Regions from separate parts of the Homo sapiens genome. Here all the other regions are linked to region 1. A link is a contact called in ENCODE Hi-C or POLR2A ChIA-PET data. All regions are on one chromosome and are shown on one strand. The core of a region is the stretch at or near the end of the contact, and the rest is flanking DNA. Distances in the headings are between cores, read along the strand shown. Region 1 holds the start of ATP11B (ATPase phospholipid transporting 11B (putative)). Region 2 holds the start of SOX2 (SRY-box transcription factor 2). Region 3 holds the start of EIF4G1 (eukaryotic translation initiation factor 4 gamma 1). Region 4 holds the start of EIF2B5 (eukaryotic translation initiation factor 2B subunit epsilon).

Region 1 (4,757 bases), core at 2,025-4,524:
TTCTTTCTTTCCTCATCTATTAATTATTTGTTCAGCAACATGTATCCAATGTCTACTTATGTAGAGTATGTGTGACCCTGACCAACATTTGTATCCCTGGTATTCAGCATCTGTTAATACCAGCACACAGCAAGTGCTTTAAAAATGTAGTATTACATTCAAATATGTACTGACACAGACTTTCATTTAAAAGTCTAAATTGGTGCTGTCCAATAGAATTTTCTGTGATAATGAAAATATGAACTGTCCAATATGGCAGCCAATGGCAGCCAATAGACACATGAATTCAAATTTTAATTTTAATACCCACATATGGCTCCAATTTTAATTTTAATGGCCACTTGTGGCTAATGGCTACCGTACAGGTCTAAATATTAGAATACAGTGAGTAGCTAATGGCATTTCCATAATTATAATCAAGGTATTGTCATCTCTAATGAGTTAATACATAAAATATGGTACTGAAAATGAGTATACTTTGAATAATACTAACTGTACCACAAAGACACCATAAGAGAATTTTCTTAGTGTCAAGTAACTTTAACATTGTGTGCCAAAAAGAAAAACAAAAAAGGATATTCCAATCTTTTTATTTTCAGCCTACTTTCCCAATAGAAAAGATCAAGCTTCTGTCAACTTTCTGATTTTTCCATCTTCTCAAGTAGTGAAAATATTTTGTCATAAGGAGTCACACTTTTTTTTAATTAAAAAGAAATTACTAGAACATAGGCATTGTTTCTGTAATAAAAGGACTTTTTTGTGAGACATTAGTTGAAAATCGGGATTCATATAACGAATTAAATATGCTTATAACTCCAACCTGTCCTTAGGATTTGCTTGTCAATTTCCCCAAATTTGTCCTAGTTATCTGCATTTTAAAATAAACCCATTGCTGAAAGTCGTGGTGATTCAATCCATTAAGCCACTGGAAGTATAATCTAAACTAGCTTTTACCTGAGTTGAATAATTTCTGGTGCAGTAATCAGAATAGCTGTCTATGACTGGGATAGCAAAATATACTTTCATTACTCTGTATCCAGGGTCCTTGATGTTTAATTTATGTGATCATACAAACTTAACCAGAGACACAAAGTCCTACATTGGCCCAAGTATGATTACATACTTAGAGGATCTGATAACTTAAAACCAGTGAGGTGAGCAACTAAATGTCAGAGATAGCATTTTTTATGCACAGGAACTTGTTCAACTCGTTAACCATCCCTGTTAAGACGGCTGCCTTGTAAAATAACCACACACAACTTCCGGCCCTTCCTTTTAGCTGGGTTCATTTGAAGCCATTTTAAAAAACATTACCAGGTTTTCTGTCTTGAAGATGAGCATGGTTATACAACCAGGATTTTATTCTGGCTAAAAAATACCTAACAGTGAGAAAGGATGTCTCAATACATTTTTAAAAAAGCTTCAAGAGAACCACTTTAAAATGATCTTCCTACCACACAAAAACACCATCAGGTAAATCAGCCCTCTATACAAGAAGATTTGGCAAATCAAAAGCATAAGATCAAATCTGTAATAATTAACTTTCTGAGTAAAATTACTGTGCTACAGCTTACTGCAACAAAGCCAAAGTATTACAAGATGGTATTATAATGACATCATTAGCTTGGTTTCCTAATAAAGCATATATCTGGGATATCTGAATTTACAATGCTAAAAACAGAGACCCAACATTTGTAGGAGGGAGTGGTAGGCAGTTCTTATTTATAATTTTTTTTTTTTTTTGAGAATGATGCCCGCTGCAAAACGAAGTAACAGAAGGCTGGCTCTGAAACACCACACTTCTTGGTCTTAACGTTAAAATGCTTTTCTAGAGCAGAAGGGAAAAAGAGTTATCAGTGCTTTCGTCCCACAAAAATAGTTCCTGTTTCACTAAATTTTACCACTGCCTTTAGAATTAGTAAATGAAAACGCCAACTTGTAGAAGCATTAAGTTAATGCGATTTAGAAATTAAATAGTAACCGGCCTCATCACACAGATAAGGTTAGGCTTCTTCAGCCAGGGGCAATTTCTGTCCTAATTGTCACAGCTGCCTTAATGCTGTACTTTCTGCGCTGTAGCTGCCAGGAGGCAGATAAGATTTTTCTCTCTGAATTAATTCTGGGAAAGGTGGCACTTTTTATAGGCCTTAAATGACCCTTTTCTAAGATTTTTTGTTGGTGGTGTCCAGATGTTCCAATAATACTGGAGAGTTAACTATTCCTTCCAAACCTGTGTCGTTCAAACTGCCTTGAGGAGAACGGGAAAAAAGTAAGGTTCACACTCGAAAAGTTTCACTCGGGGTGGGGTGAGGACGAGGTAGGAAGGAAACGACAGTACGTATCGTTCGTAACTATCGTACAATACGTATCGTTTCCGAAGCTAGACCGGCAGCTGGCACAGTCTTTCCCCTTTCCAGGTCCTGGGGAGAAACGTCTCTCGCTGAGGGGGCTAGACACCTACGACAGCCTCCTCCTCGGGAATCAACACAGCTCTGGATCGTGACACGCTTCCAGAAGTCCGTGACGAGTGGGGGCAGAAGACAGGTTCTTCGCTTCCCCTTCACCCAAACACGTCCCAAATTGTTCGAGGCAGGAAGAGCACGCCTCTCTCATCTCCCCAAGACCTACTCTCGCTCAGCTCCCTCGCCCTGTTTCCTCTGGGGGCACCGCCACCCCGCTCGGGACTCCCGCCTCTGGCCACAGCAGCCCCGGAGCGGCAAGGGGGAAGAAGTAACGGAGAAGCGCCGGCTAGAAGCGGCCGCCTCCGGCCGCTCGGCGCCAGCCTCGGCGGCCCGGGCTTGGAGGCGAGACGAGCCCGGGAGCCGCACGGGGCTTCTCCGGCTCTGGGCCCCGCGCCCGTCTCCGCTGCGGCCTAGCCGGGCGCCCACGCCCTGGCCTCCCGGCTCCGCGCCGCCGGCCTTTCCCCGCCACCCCGGGCCGAGAGGCCCCGCGGGGGCGGACGAATGGAGGTGGAGGGGCGGGGGCACCTACCAGCTGCTGCCGGATCCAGCGCCACATTCCCCCGTCGTCGCCGTCCGGGTCCCGCGGGGCGCGGGGGCCGCGGGGCTGCAGGTGGAGGCCGACAAGACAGAGGCGGGAGCGGGCGAGCCCCTCGGGCCGAAGTTCCGCTTACCGCCGCCGCCGCCACTGCCTCACTCCCCGCGCCGCGTCCCCATCCCGCGGCGTCGGCCCCGAGTCCTACAGGCGCGGCCCCGGCGCCGCCCCCGCCCGGCGCAGCTGAGCCTGCCGCCGCGCCGCAGCCACCTTCATTATTGACCGTTGTCACCCAAAGCACCCCCGCAACCCCACCCCCGCCCCGCCCCGCCCGGCCCCCCGGCTCCACCCGGGACCGCCCCCGGCGCCCCGGCCCGCCCCCGGACGTGACGAAAGGGGGTGCGCGGACCGAGGGGGGCCTGGCGCGCCCCGCCGCCGTTCCGAGTTGGGGGGTTTCTGTGTTGTGGGTCCGGGAAGAAGCGAGCGTGGAAAGGTGCCGGGTTCTCGAACGCTGTTTCTGTCCACTGCCACCCTCCTCCCCGTTCTGGGAGTGGGATTAAGTCGTGTCTGTGGGTCTGGCCATCTCCGGAGTCTGCAGCTTGGGGCCGATTCCTCGGTCTCTACCTCCTGTTGCAGGTCTTTTTCGGGCTCTGTGGCTTCTTTGGTTCACGCGTCTCCCGACACGCATACGCACAGTCCTGAACGTATGTGACTGAAAGTTAATCCCCCCAGAAGTCCCAGTTTGGGTTCCATCAAGCTGTAAGAGCTTTCGTCTCAACACAAGTCAGGCCTCTTCTTTAGCAAATGGCTGAGACGGGGCTAGGGAAATCTTGATCACACCCATTAAGTGATTCGAAAGCGTTGCAAGTCCCCTGAGCCTGGTACAGCCTGGACCCGTGTTTCTAGGCGAATGGATGAGATATTCTGTCTTGCCGTGTGCTAAATTGGACAGGTTCAGGGGAAGATAATTTGTATAAAAAGGTAGTTCTTTACTGCTAACTGCCAAACTTCTGCAATCAAAAACACCCGTAGCAGTAACTTGACCTAGGTTAAAAAAGTGTGTGGATGACAAGCTCAGAAGGAATATACAAGCAACTGGAACAAGGCTTTGACTTAAAGGTTTGGCGTTGTTTAAAAGCAGCCCCGTATACATATTGTGTTATGTATATGTATTGAATGCTGTATTTTTGCTGAATTAAAGCACACTTCACCGACAGACGTTTGTGGTTAAAAAAAAAAAAATTAAGCGGCCGGGCGCGGTGGCTCACGCCTGTAATCCCATGTAATCCCAGCACTTTGGGAGGCCGAGGCGGGTGGATCACGAGGTCAGGAGATCGAGACCTTCCTGGCTAACATGGCGAAACCCCATCTCTACTAAAAAATACAAAACATTAGCCGAGCGTGGTGGCGGTCGCCTGTAGTCCCAGCTACTCGGGAGGCTGAGGCAGGAGAATGACGTGAACCCGGGAGGCAGAGCTTGCAGTGAGCCGAGATGGCGCCACTGCACTCCAGCCTGGGCGGCAGAAGGAGACTCCGTCTCAAAAAAAAAAAAAAAAAAAAAAAATTAAGCAAGAACAAATCTAAATGAGATTAGCATGACTAGGCAGGTCGTTGAATATGCATCCTCAATCTTCTAGTTTCAGTAGACATTTCTTACTATATAATGCTTATCCAGCACCACAAATAGAATCTTTCTTTGGGGATATTTATGATCTGTAAAACCAACATGGAATTTTATATTATAAATCATCCAACTTCAAAAA
Region 2 (4,857 bases), core at 1,350-3,849, 1.1 Mb after region 1:
TTTCTTGGCTGAGCACAGTATTATAATTCCCCGAAAAGTTATGTATAATCACAGTGTTATCCAAATAAATGAAAGACTCAAGAATAATTTCAGTGTCCATATTTCAAAAATTTATTTATCTCAAACTGTGCATAATGGAGTAAAAACTTAAGTTGAAAATGTACCTGTTATAAGGATGATATTAGTTCAAATATATACATGGATTCTCGGCAGACTGATTCAAATAATACAGAGCCGAATCTTTTAAAATACAACTACGGAAAATAAAGGGGGGAAAACCTTAAAATATCACAATAAATTTACAGAAATATTACAAACCATAAGAAAATATTTCAAACACAGTAATTTCATGGTTTTTTTTATCTGAACAAAATGGAAAGTTGGGATCGAACAAAAGCTATTATAAATTACCAACGGTGTCAACCTGCATGGCCATTTTTGCTTTTAACAGTAAGTTATAAAATTTAGTACAGTCTAAAACTTTTGCCCTTTTTAAACAAGACCACAGAGATGGTTCGCCAGTACTTATTCTAATTTTTTCCTTTTGTACAATTTTTAAACAATTAAAATGTCCAAATTTGAATAATTTTCTTCTTTTCACGTTTGCAACTGTCCTAAATTTCAGCTGCAGAATCAAAATTCAGCAAGAAGCCTCTCCTTGAAAAATATTGGCAAATTCTCAGCTTATAAACAATGGACATTTTGATTGCCATGTTTATCTCGATAAATACTGTACAAAAGTTGCTTGCAAATATTAAAACATTTTTTTCGTCGCTTGGAGACTAGCTCTAAATATTATTGGTAAAGACTTTTGCAAACTTCCTGCAAAGCTCCTACCGTACCACTAGAACTTTTAAAAAGTTTTTCGTAGCTTTCTTTCCTCCAGATCTATACAAGGTCCATTCCCCCGCCCTCCCCACCCTCCCCAGGTTTTCTCTGTACAAAAATAGTCCCCCAAAAAGAAGTCCAGGATCTCTCTCATAAAAGTTTTCTTGTCGGCATCGCGGTTTTTGCGTGAGTGTGGATGGGATTGGTGTTCTCTTTTGCAGCTGTCATTTGCTGTGGGTGATGGGATTTTTTTTTTTCCTTTTTCTTTTTGAGCGTACCGGGTTTTCTCCATGCTGTTTCTTACTCTCCTCTTTTGCACCCCTCCCATTTCCCTCGTTTTTCTTTGAAAATTTCTCCCCCCTCCAGTTCGCTGTCCGGCCCTCACATGTGTGAGAGGGGCAGTGTGCCGTTAATGGCCGTGCCGGGCACCGGGCCGCTCTGGTAGTGCTGGGACATGTGAAGTCTGCTGGGGGCGGCGGGTTCCGGCACCTCGGCGCCGGGGAGATACATGCTGATCATGTCCCGGAGGTCCCCGGCCTGGCAGGGCGCCCTGGAGTGGGAGGAAGAGGTAACCACAGGGGGGCTGGAGCTGGCCTCGGACTTGACCACCGAACCCATGGAGCCAAGAGCCATGCCAGGGGTGCCCTGCTGCGAGTAGGACATGCTGTAGGTGGGCGAGCCGTTCATGTAGGTCTGCGAGCTGGTCATGGAGTTGTACTGCAGGGCGCTCACGTCGTAGCGGTGCATGGGCTGCATCTGCGCTGCGCCGTGCGCATTGAGGCCCGGGTGCTGCGGGTAGCCCAGCTGGTCCTGCATCATGCTGTAGCTGCCGTTGCTCCAGCCGTTCATGTGCGCGTAACTGTCCATGCGCTGGTTCACGCCCGCGCCCAGGCCGGCGCCCACCCCGACCCCGCTCGCCATGCTATTGCCGCCGGGGGCCAGCAGCCCGCCGGGCAGCGTGTACTTATCCTTCTTCATGAGCGTCTTGGTTTTCCGCCGGGGCCGGTATTTATAATCCGGGTGCTCCTTCATGTGCAGCGCTCGCAGCCGCTTAGCCTCGTCGATGAACGGCCGCTTCTCCGTCTCCGACAAAAGTTTCCACTCGGCGCCCAGGCGCTTGCTGATCTCCGAGTTGTGCATCTTGGGGTTCTCCTGGGCCATCTTGCGCCGCTGCCCGCGGGACCACACCATGAAGGCATTCATGGGCCGCTTGACGCGGTCCGGGCTGTTTTTCTGGTTGCCGCCGGCCGCCGCCGCGGTGGAGTTGCCGCCGCCGCCCCCCGAAGTTTGCTGCGGGCCCGGCGGCTTCAGCTCCGTCTCCATCATGTTGTACATGCGGGCGCTGTGCGCGGGCCCGGCCCGCCGGCGGCCGCCGACCCTCGGCCCGGCCGGGACTTTGGGGGGCCCGCGGGCGGGGGGAGAGGAGGAGGGGAGGCGGGCGGGGGTGTCGGGAGCGCAGGGCTCCGCGAGGAAAATCAGGCGAAGAATAATTTGGGGGAAAAAAAGAGAGAGGCAAACTGGAATCAGGATCAAAAAAAGCGCTTCCCTCCTCCTCTGGCCGATCCTGCCGCCGCCGATGATTGTTATTATTATTTTTTGGAAAGGCTTAAGCCTGGGGCTCAAACTTCTCTCCCTTTCTTTCTCTCTCCTCTTCTTTCTCTCAGTCCTAGTCTTAAAGAGGCAGCAAACTACTTTCCCCCTTTTGCAAACACTCTCTTCTCTGCCTTGACAACTCCTGATACTTTTTTGAACAAGTTAATAGACAACCATCCATGTGACGGGGGCTGTCAGGGAATAAATGGGTTTCTAGCGACCAATCAGCGCGCGGCGGCTCCTCCACTCGAGCCCAGCCTCGCTGCCGGGTTTTGCATGAAAGGGGGCGGGGCCTCCCGCGCCGCCGGCCGCGCGGGGGAGGCCGGGGGAGGAGGGGGCAGGCGAGGAGGGGGAGGAGGCTCCCAGAGCCAGCCTGCCAGCCACTGAGAAACCTTTGTATCCCCTCTCGCAGCAACAGGTCACACCACACGCCTTTTCGAAGGAAGTGGGTAAACAGCACTAAGACTACGTGGGTTTTTTTTTCTTTAAACTTAATATTGATTTACTTTTTGGTGCAGGGTACTTAAATGAGGATGGGACGCGGGAAGCAGCTAAGGTGCGGGGGTGGGGCAGGGCACAGTGGGTGGCTCAGGGCGGCTGTCCAACTCGTATTTCTGGAAACAGCCAGTGCAGGAGTTGGTGTGTCATTGTTCTCCCGCTCATCCACAGCACTCCCCCCCAACTCCAGCCCCTCTGGTGCCGCTCCCGTACTGCGCTCTTCCGCTCTCCTCTCTTACCTTACAGGTGCCAACACTCTCTCACGCCCTTCTCACAGTCCCGACTAGAAGTTAGGAGACCCAAACCTCTGTCCTCAAAACCTTCCTTGCTTCCACGTAACTTGCTCTGTTCTTAAAAATAAATCCTGCTCGGACCATAAGGCAGACTCTAGAGCTGAGAACCAGCAGGCCTTGGTAAGCTGCCATCTCCCTGTCCAACTCAGCTCTTTGGCCCAGGAAACTGCAGCTCTTCCTCTTAGCCCCAGCCACATCTCCCACTAGACTGTCTTCATTCAACCGTAGCAAAGGGGATGCTTCTACTGTCTGCCCCCACTCCCCATTCCCATCCCATGCCTCCCCGTAAGAAGGGTTTCGGTCGTGCGGCTTTCAAATGGGGGCTGGGGAAAGACACAGACGGAAGGGCGCTCAAAAGTGCAGGCGATGGGGGAGGGTGATTTCAACTTCCTGGCATCCCACGGCACTGTATGGAGGTGGCTTTTGGGCCGCAGTCACAAACTCCCTCCCACGCAGAGTTCCCAGGACTCCAGCAGAACCAGCCCTGGCATTTTCCCCGTAGATTTCCATTGTGGTGGCCGCAAAGCCCAGGCCGCGCAAGGCTGGGGCTGCGCCGCAAAGGGGCTCAAGGCCTGGGAGGCGGGGTCGATGCTCTCCAGGCACAGGTGCAGGCAGCGCACACTGGGAGAAGGCGGCCGGGACTGGGGAAGGGGGAGCCCAGCAAGGCCCGGGTTAGAGGAGGATGAGATGGGGGCGGGGGTAGGGGCTCAGGAATCTTGCCCGCCCAGGACCCAAGAGGGTAATTTTAGCCGCTCTCCCATTGTCCCGACGTAAAGATTTCAATAGGTAGGCGCTCAATGCGGAGGGCAATGGCAGCACGTCCGTTACAAATAGGTAGTTTTGTTTCTCTTGTTGTCGCTACACGGAGTCAAACAAAGCCTCGTCTAAGTTTCCTTCCACTCTCTTGTTGGGATCTTTGTGGCTAAAATGCACTTGACTACAAAGGGTGGGGTGGGGGGGAATAAAGAAAAAAAAACCTGATGCCATTTCTTTTTTATAAAGGGCTTAAACCATCAGGGTTACTTATTTTCTTTCTTCTGTAACACTCTCTCCGCCCCCTCCTCCCCTGGTCTACCCTTACTCACCCTAAGAAAATGTACTGAATAGTATCTACCAGCCACGTTCCATTTATTATCTTTACAAAACGGTGCATTGTTTTGTTCCTTACTAACCTTCTTCCCATAATCACTCCCCCGACCCCCAATTTCTCCAATCTCTGCCCTCCCTAGCCTGTTACTGTCAAACTCACACTAAATATACCCACTGGAAACTCAGAAAAGTTGTAAAAAAAAGAATTCTGCAGACTTTCCTTAAGTTATTTCCAATCAACCTTCCTGCCCCCCGAAGGTTCTCCTTTTTCTCTCAAGTTATGGCTTGTTTTAGTTCTTGGGAACCCGGAAAGGGTGAGATTGGGTTTCTCAAAATGCATACATATTCGGCGCTCTTCAAAATACAGCACTGTTTTCTGTTTAATCCAGGTGTAATATTAAGGTAAACACGGACCTGGAGATTAGGAAAGAGAAAAGGTTGAGAAGATCTGGGGAAGAGAAGGCGGCCACCGGCTTTTCAGCGCGGCTGGTTTCAGGGATGTGGCTGGTGCGCCCCCTGCTGGTAGATTCGCTTTTCCAAGACTATTGCTTTTACC
Region 3 (5,127 bases), core at 972-3,471, 1.5 Mb before region 1:
TGAAGATCCCCATTCCCTGTGTCTAGCCCCTGACTAGGGTGGAGGGTAAGGATGAGACCAGAAGACTGTCCAGGGTTGGGAAAGGGATATTACCTGCAGAGACCTGAATCCTCCCTGAGAGCACATGGGGATAGGAAAGAAGAGAATTACCCCCAAGGTGATGGCGGGGGGAGGGAATGAAGGCAATAAGACAGGACAAGAATCCTCCCACTTAGTAAGGAAGAAGCTGGGGAACAGAGAAAGGCAAGGACCAGCTGGAGTGTTTACCTCACCACAGTCCAAAGAGAAAGCAGAGAGAGCAATAGAGCAATAGCAGCCTCCGGTAAAAGGAGCAAATAGGAAAGCAAGAGCTGGCAGCAGGGCCCAAAGCACTGCCCCCAATTCTCAGAGGCACTAGGATCCCAGTAATGCCACCCTCATTGACAACATACTATCCAAGGGACCAGCCACCGTGAGTAATCAACAGGGCAAGGCGCAGAGCCGCATGAAAGAACACAGAGGATTAAGGCCAGGTATGGGGCCTCCAGTTTCCATCCTAGACCTAAACTGGCCAAAGCTTTCCACTGCTCCCACCCAGGTCCCCTACTCCCCTCCCCACAGCCCCTCACCTGGCGGGGCTGAGAAGGCGTGTTCATTTGTGTCGCTTGTGGCGTACTGAACACCACCGGCGCTGTCTGCCCCGGGGGAAACGCTGGCTGAAGAGGGGAGACCAGAGTTCAGCAAGAGGGGAAGCCCAGGTGGGGCAGAAACCCAAGCTGGTGAAATAAGGGGAGCAGATCTGCGGCAAGAGCCTTAACAATCCACATACCCCCTCCCCGTGACAGCCCCCGGGGACAGCCCAGGGGCCCTGTCTCAATTTGGCAGCAGGCGGCTGCACTTTGCCCTGACACAGATGGGGGTAGGAAGATCCAGAGGCTGGAGACTGCCTGGTCTCCCCCACCCCCACCCCTGCTAATTCCTCCCTAATTACCTGTGGGAGTCCGGGGGATGGGGCGGGTGGGGGGCCTGTGGACTGTGGAGCTTTGTTCATTTCATTTGGTGCCACATCAGGGTCCCCCCAGCACCTGTTGGGAAAGAGTGGCGCTCAGGAAGAGGAAGGGACCCAAGCTTAAGGCAAATGGGGCGGTGAAAGGGTTGATGCAAGGGCTGGGTCCCATACGGAGTCCCAGAGATGCCAAGAGGGTGAAGCAGAAAAGATACAGCCTGTCCCCACCAACATGCTGTCAAACCCGCATCACTTCCAACCAACCCCTGACCTACTGAAACAGACCCCTCACTCACCCCCTCGATTAAGAACAAGTCCACGGTGCGGCCTACAGGTTCTGGGCATCCGAGGGCCTGGGGTTGGGAGGTGAGGGTATCAACCTGGCTCCGCGGGGCCCCAGACCAACCAGACCGGAAATTCCAGGTCTCGCTGGCACCAGGCTCCCGGATCACGAACGGAGCTAGCTGCTTCGGCCGTGGCGTCCCCACCCCCCACCCGGGGACACCGGGTTCGGGCCTGGCCCAGGGGCACACAGGATACGCCTGCCGCCGGGGAACCCGCACTGGGCCAGAAGCTAGGCCTGCCGCCGCCCAGGAGTGTAGGCCAGGAAGGGCGGGAGTCAGGCCCTAAAAGGCCAGGCGGGCGGCGGCCGTCGAGGAGCCGGTTTCAGGCAAGTGAGGGTCGGCCCGGAGGGCGGGCGGGGCCGGGGGCTCCTCCCTGCCCGCCGCCACCGCCTCCCTCCCCTGCGCCCTCCCTGCGCAGCGCGGGCCAGTGCCAAAGAACAACGTGTCACTTCCCGGCGGCCTGGCCGCGAAGGGGGGAGGGGGCGGCGGGCCGGGAGCCGTGGTGCCTGCGCCCGTGGGCTGCCGGGCCTCCTCGGGTCAGGCCGAGGTGGCATTTCGCGGCGACGAACCCGGCGCCCTACCAGCCCGCGGGGCCCGCATAGTCCGGCCCTGCGCTCCCCACCCCCACCCAGCAGCCAGGCCCGGCCGGGCCAGGCACACGTGGGCCGGGGATCGGGACCCTGGCGGGCCGGGGCCCTGGGTCGGGCCGCGGGGCCAGGGCGCCGGGGCGGCGGCGCAGGGTGGCCGGTCCCGGCCCGGATGGCGGCGGATGCGGGGGGAGGGGGTGGGGGGGCCGGGTCGGGCCCGGACATGGCGGCTTTACCTTCAGTCTCCTTCAGTCCGCGCGGCCGAGCCCCACGCAGCCGCACAGACGTAGTCCACAACCATTTCCGGCTCCCCGCACAGATCCCGCTCGGCGGCCACCGCTTCTCCGCAGGCGCAGCCGGCGCCCCCACGTGACCGGCGCAGGGGGCGGAGCCGCGCCGGGCGATCTGCGCCGCCGAGCACATGGGATTTGCCCCCGCCCCGTCACGTGACAGCCACAGCCCGCCCCCGTGTCCCCTCCCGAACTTTGAAACTCCCAGACCGATTCCCCTCTGTGTTTCTCTCTGTTCCGCGATTCTTTAGTTCATTCATATTTTAAGCAACCATTTATTGAGTGCATGCTAAGTACAAGGCGAAGTGCTGGTTGAGGGCTGAGAAACTGAAATCAAAGTCTCGGCAAAAAAAAAAAAAAAATAAGCGGGGCGCGGTGGCTCACACCTTAATCCCAGTACTTTGGGAGGCCGAGGTGGGCGGATCACGAGGTCAAGAGATCGAGACCATCCTGGCCAACATGGTGAAACCCCGTCTTTACTAAAAATACAAAAATTAGCCGGGCGTGGTGGCGCACCCGTAGTCCCAGCTACTTGGGAGGCTGAGGCAGGAGAATTGTTTGAGCCCGGGAGGCAGAGGTTGCAGTGAGCGGAGATTGTGCCACTGCACTCTAGCCTAGCCTGGCGACAGGGCGAGACTCCATCTCAAAAAAAAAAAAGAAAGAAATTAAAGACTCCGTCCTGCCTAAGTAAATCGTGATACAATACGAATTATGCAGGCTTTGAAAATAATTTAGATTAGGTCATTGAAAGGCCAATAACAAAGGAAATTAAAAGGATAGAAACATTCTAATTAGGCAAGTAGTATGAGATTTGTAGTTTAAAAAGATCATGGGCCGGGCGCAGTGGCTCACGCCTGTAATCCCAGCACTTTGGGAGGCCGAGGCGGGCGGATCACGGGGTCAGGAGATCTAGACCATCCTGGCCAACATGGTGAAACCCCGTCTCTACTAAAATACAAAAAATTAGCTGGGCCTGGTGGCGCACGCCTGTAGTCCTAGCTACTCGGTAGGCAGAGGCAGAGAATTGCTTGAACCCGGGAGGCGGAGGTTGCAGTGAGCCGAAATTACGCCACTGCACTCTAGCCTGGCGACAGGGTGAGACTCCATCTCAAAAAAAAAAAAAAAGAAAGAAAAAAAGAAATTAAAGACTCAGTCCTGCCTAAGTAAATCGTGATACAACACGAATTATGCAGGCTTTGAAAAGAATTTAGATTAGGTCCTTGAAAGGCCTATAACAAAGGAAATTAAAAGGATAGAAACATTCTAACTAGGCAAGTAGTATGAGATTTGTCGTTTAAAAAGTTAGAAACATTCTAACTAGGCAAGTAGTATGAGATTTGTCGTTTAAAAGGATCATGGGCCGGGCGCGGTGGTTCACGCCTGTAATCCCAGCACTTTGGAAGGCCGAGGCGGGCGGATCACGGGGTCAGGGCGGATCACGGGGTCACCATCCTGGCCAACATGGTGAAACCCCCATCTCTACTAAAATACAAAAAATTAGACGGGTCTGGTGGCGTGCGCCTGTAGTCCCAGCCACTCAGGAGGCAGAGGCAGAAAACTGCTTGAACCCGGGAGGCAGAGCTTGCAGTGAGCCAAGATTGCGCCACTGCACTCTAGCCTGGATGACAGTGAGACTCTGTCTCAAAAAATAAAAATAAAAATAAAAAATAAAGGCAGGCACGGTGGCTCACGCCTGTAATTCCAGCACTTTGGGAGGCCAAGGCAGGCAGATCACCTGAAGTCAGGAGTTCGAGAGCACCCTGGCCAACATGGTGAAACCTCATCTCTACTATAAATAGAAAAATCAGCCAGATGTGGTGGCAAGCACCTGTAGTCCCAGCTAGTGGAGAGGCTAAGGCAGGAGAATCGCTTGAACCTGGGAGTTGGAGGCTGCAGTGACCTGAGATCACAACTGCATTCCAGCCTGGGCAACAGAGTGAGACTCTGTTTCAAATAAATAAATAAATAAATGAAATAAAATATAAAAAGAGCAGACACTCCCACGGAGGGGCAAAAGCGTAAGGATGGAAGAATAAGGACAGAAGAGAAGTAATCTTAAAACTGACAGCCGGTCGGGGGCGGTGGCTCACGCCTGTAATCCCAGTATTTTGGGAGGCTGAGGCAGGCGGATCACCTGAGATCGGGAGTTTGAGACCAGCCTGACCAACATAGAGAAACCCCGTCTCTACTAAAAATATACAAAAATTAGCCAGGCATGGTTGCGCATGCCTATAATCGCAGCTACTCAGGAGGCTGAGGCAGGAGAATTGCTTGAACCCGGGAGGTGGAGCTTGCGGTGAGCTGAGATCCTGCCATTGCACTCCAGCCTGGGCAACATGAGCGAAACTCCGTCTCAAAAAAAAAAAGAAAAAGCTGACAGAGGCCAGAAGGGACCATCATCTACAGCCAAATCCACAGGTCAGATTGCTTGAGTTTTCATCCAAACTCTGATACTTATTACCTGGCCAGAATTTGTTAACTTTCCCTACTCAATCAAGTCCCCCAAATATATTGTTGCTTACGTAATAGATAGTGCCTAACCTGAAAATCTGGGATTCATCCTATATTCCTTCTCCATCCACACACTACATCTAATCAGACACCAGGTCTTACTGGTATTTGGATCAAAATCAAGTCCTATTGATCTTATCTTTTAAAAAATAACTATTCTACCCTTCCCTATGTCCCCATTTCAACTGCCTTAGTTCAAGCATTCATTTTCCTTGCCTGCTCTCCTGTCCTCCAGGGTTAGCTTTCTCACCCAGATAGCTGATCATGTCACTTTTCTGCTCTCATTCAGTGGGCCCCATTGAAAGATACTGTCAAATTCTTAGCACAACAAAGCTCTTGTAAACCTAGTCTGAGCCTGAATTTCCAGCTGTATCTCCTACCACCCTTTTCCCTGGCCCCTATACATTTAG
Region 4 (3,285 bases), core at 650-3,149, 1.3 Mb before region 1:
TGATGGAGACCATGCTAATGTCCTAGTCTTTACATCCTGGACTTCCATAAGCAATGCGATTCCCTAGTTTTCAAGATTTCAACAAACATGTAAGTGCTCACTATATGCTTGGGACTGAGCTAGGCAGTGGGAATACAAAGATGACAAGGAGCTCATTTATATCCTTGAAGGTGAGAACAAACAAGATTTAGAAACTCAGTGGGAAAACAAAGATGTTATCATTGTAACTTCCATACTGAAGCCATTAAATAAAAGCAAAGTCCACTGGCACCAAACTTTATAATGAGATTCAGAAAAAACCCAAGTTTATTCTTTAATCTTTGTCACAGAAAACCCAAGACAGACAGATACAAAGTTTCAGCTGCTCACCTCCTGATAAGTGTAGAAAATACCCTTAGAACTTACAATGACATCTAAGTAGACACATTTTTCCCCTCTCACATTTCCCCTTAGTTACATTCATCCTGAAAAAACTGGAAAAAGATGGCGAAACATGGAAAGAAAAGTTGCAGGGCCTTACAGTAAATGTTCTTTGATTTGAGCAGCTTTCCAGCAACAAAAGACAAATGTTTCCTGTACACCTGTGGCAGTCAGGAATTCCAGAGTGTAGTCAATTAATGCCACATTGGCCAGGGGCAAGAGGACCTGAAGGATACAAGATGAAAAAAAACTTGAGGTCTCGAATCCCTTTGGGTACCCCACTGCAACAATTTTCACTCCTCTATTCGTATTTCCAAACAGTGTAATTTTGCTGTATCTTTCCAATTCAAAGATAAACAGGTTCCTGCCTTTGATGTTCATGCCATGCTCTAAGCCTGAGTCTGAGACATTGCAATTTGGGGATGGTAAGTACAGAATCTATGTGCCTTGTATCAGACACAGAGCTGTGACAGAATGGCAGTTCACTGCTGGCAAAGGATAATACTGGAAATCAATCATATTTCCATAAATTTAAGCATTGCTAAGGCCTTCTTCCCCATAAGATTTCCTTCCTTGATCCCTTTCTAAGTGTCAGAGGTTAGCCATCTCCCGTCACTTGTCAAAAATGAACAGCCATTAGGCTTTTTCGAGGGAATTAGAGAGGATTTTCCTTAAATCCAATGCAGTTCCCTCTTTCTGAACTGACTGCTGAACGACCCAGCTGAGTCCAATACCCCATTGTCTAGACAACTCGGGGGCTGATGGCAATCAACCACTAAACCCATTTTGTCCTTTCGACAGATAGCACCGGCTATCATTAGAACCTGGAAGGAAAAAAAAAATACACTGCCTGAGATCTAGCCCGCTCTTTTTAAGGCATATTACCGCCCTTTCAGAGGCAAAAGGTCGTTTCTTTTCACCTAAGCAACCGTCATCGGCAAGGTTAAAAGCGGCGCAGCCTCTTCTAGGGGCACTGAATCCCCGCGTGAAGGCTTCTCTCAAGCGCTGTTTCTACATTTAGCTCTCTTCATTCCTTTCAAACCCGAGGTGGACAGCATTACGAATGCCCAAATCTGCCGGCCACTAACTTGGTCAGCAGTCATCAGGGTTTAGACAGTCCCTCTGCATCCGGTTTTAGGATAACAGCATAGACGCAGGTCCTTCAAGGGCATGCTGTTGTAGTTAGCCGAAATGAGAACTTGCTCCAGCCCTGCCACCCTTCCTGCCCTCTGGCTGCTCGCGTGCGCGGCGCTCACCCGAGGCTGGTCCTTGGAGATGGGGAAGAAGCGGCGATCGAAGCTATCGGCCACCAGAACTGCTTGTAGGGGCGGCGGCGGTTCCTCCTCCGCCCCTCTGGCTCCCCCGCCACCGCTGCCTCCCGGCCCCGCGCCGCTGCGCTTGTTAGCCCGACTAACCACCACACCAGGCGGCGCCACTACAGGGGCCGCCATCTTCTTCTCTCACGGTCACCACTTCCGCAAGGAAGCTGCCACCGCACGCAGTAGGGGACAAAAAGGATCCAGCACTTGAAATGCGATGGACTAATTAACGAAGGGAAGGAGACGAGGAGGGAGCAGTGCGCATGCGTCTTCCCCGGGAGCCCACAGGGGTCTGAGGTTGATCCCGGAGGCGCGAGGAGTCGGTACGGGTCACGGTTGTCCCGGCCCCTGAGGCGCAGGGTAGGAGTGGGGTCCCATAGATGTCAGACTCGGTCTGCAAGTATCGTCGGCCTTCATTTGTAGGTGAACAAGCCGAGATTCTTGTGGCGTGATAGGACTTGTGGTCGCCACGAAGGGGCCAGCTCCATCGGGAATCTGTAATCGCCCAGCAGTTTCCCCGCCCCGCGCATGTGAAATATGTAGCCCTCCGTATTCATTCTAGAAACTTCTGGGAACCCAGCGCCTTGGGGAGATAGAACCGAGCCAGATGTTCCCCCGCTGCGAGGAACTCAGAACCTGCATAAATAGAGAAGGTGGCAGGCATATAGTAGGGAGACCAGTAATTCCATTGAGCGCTGATTTTGGGCCAGGCACGATACAAGCATTATCTCTGCAAAACATCTTATTCATTCGTTCAGCAAACGTTTCTTGAACTCTCAGAAGGATGAAGGAAGTTTACCCAGCTAGTAAGTGGAAGAACTGGTATTGGAACCCGATCTGTCTGACTGCAGAGTTCCACAATCTTGCTGCCAAGTTATGTGGGGATAACAATGACTATTTTATGTCATCTATTCATTCTTCCAGCCTATCAGCCTCCTGTGTCTTAAGCAGAGTGGAGACGGGGGTGGATCCAGGCGCACCAGTAAGTTGTACTGGAGTTAAGCAGTAAGCTTTCTGGGCAGAGGAAAGTGCGGGCGTAAAGGTCCAAGGCTTGAAAAGGCGCAGCAGCACCTTTTTCTCTTTGGGGAAAGAAGCGGTGGCTGCGGGGAATAAACCAACTCTGTAGAGGGGCGGGGCCGTGGGAAAGCGGTGGAACGGGGCAGGAAGGCTGGGCGTCATTTGGGAGGCAAGGAACTTTTCTGTAAGGCATAGCGCCCTTTCTGCACGGGACCTGTCCAGGTTCCACGCCACAGGCTTCTGCAGTTCCTGCAAACTGTTCCCATCCCGCCCCGCGTTGCACGTCGGGATTTGGAGTTCGCGATGCTGAGAGCTGTTTCCACGTGGCGATTCCGACTTGACCCGTCGTGCTCCGGCGCCCGCCTAGGGGGACCGAGGAGTTTGTCATTTCTTGCCTCGTTAGGGTGCGGAACGAAAACCATTTGATTTATCCTAGAAAAGGAAAGGCTGAAGCCAACTAAGTAAAAGTTTTCCATTAAATGAATGCACGTTGTAGAAAAGGAATGTTCAACTGCCCTACAAATCCAGA

What was found. Hi-C counts contacts between places; a loop is a spot of excess contacts on that map. ChIA-PET counts read pairs that join two places held with the same protein, here RNA polymerase II (POLR2A). Pooled maps may share reads with other maps.
Region 2: a loop to region 1 is called in a pooled map, with 4 times the contacts of the local background. The contact joins the promoter of SOX2 here to the promoter of ATP11B in region 1. A Hi-C loop is called at or near these places in 7 of 50 pooled maps.
Region 3: a loop to region 1 is called in a map of breast epithelium, with 16 times the contacts of the local background. The contact joins the promoter of EIF4G1 here to the promoter of ATP11B in region 1. A Hi-C loop is called at or near these places in 2 of 168 maps with a recorded cell type or tissue (breast epithelium and gastrocnemius medialis), 1 of 37 single-sample maps with no recorded cell type and 11 of 50 pooled maps.
Region 4: a pooled map shows a loop between it and region 1 (7-fold over the local background). The contact joins the promoter of EIF2B5 here to the promoter of ATP11B in region 1. A Hi-C loop is called at or near these places in 10 of 50 pooled maps. POLR2A ChIA-PET finds 5 or more read pairs at or near these places in 2 of 52 experiments (A549 and activated CD4-positive, alpha-beta T cell).

What each region holds. Positions count from the first base shown.
Region 1 is chr3:182,792,021-182,796,777 of GRCh38, reverse strand. ATP11B (ATPase phospholipid transporting 11B (putative)) reads right to left here and starts at 3,274. Exons shown (of 30, transcript NM_014616.3): 1 at 2,992-3,274. The coding sequence starts at 3,018. ATP11B-DT (ATP11B divergent transcript) reads left to right here and starts at 3,414. Exons shown (of 3, transcript NR_187316.1): 1 at 3,414-3,698. RefSeq lists a silencer at 2,690-3,439.
Region 2 is chr3:181,709,667-181,714,523 of GRCh38, reverse strand. It overlaps SOX2 (SRY-box transcription factor 2), which reads right to left and starts at 2,599. Exons shown (of 1, transcript NM_003106.4): 1 at 88-2,599. The coding sequence starts at 2,163. The coding sequence ends at 1,210. All of the region lies in intron 6 of SOX2-OT (SOX2 overlapping transcript), which reads right to left. RefSeq lists enhancers at 758-1,609, 1,610-2,463, 2,464-3,316, 3,317-4,170, a silencer at 2,699-2,758 and a promoter at 2,338-3,371.
Region 3 is chr3:184,311,700-184,316,826 of GRCh38, reverse strand. EIF4G1 (eukaryotic translation initiation factor 4 gamma 1) reads right to left here and starts at 2,221. Exons shown (of 33, transcript NM_198241.3): 1 at 2,153-2,221; 2 at 1,282-1,338; 3 at 971-1,064; 4 at 609-695. The coding sequence starts at 1,030. RefSeq lists enhancers at 952-1,573, 2,298-2,798 and silencers at 1,411-2,120, 2,141-2,470.
Region 4 is chr3:184,133,972-184,137,256 of GRCh38, reverse strand. EIF2B5 (eukaryotic translation initiation factor 2B subunit epsilon) reads right to left here and starts at 1,899. Exons shown (of 16, transcript NM_003907.3): 1 at 1,677-1,899; 2 at 521-645. The coding sequence starts at 1,871. EIF2B5-DT (EIF2B5 divergent transcript) reads left to right here and starts at 1,996. Exons shown (of 2, transcript NR_183721.1): 1 at 1,996-2,721; 2 at 2,979-3,285. RefSeq lists enhancers at 1,550-1,619, 1,940-1,999, 2,869-3,285 and a silencer at 1,690-1,799.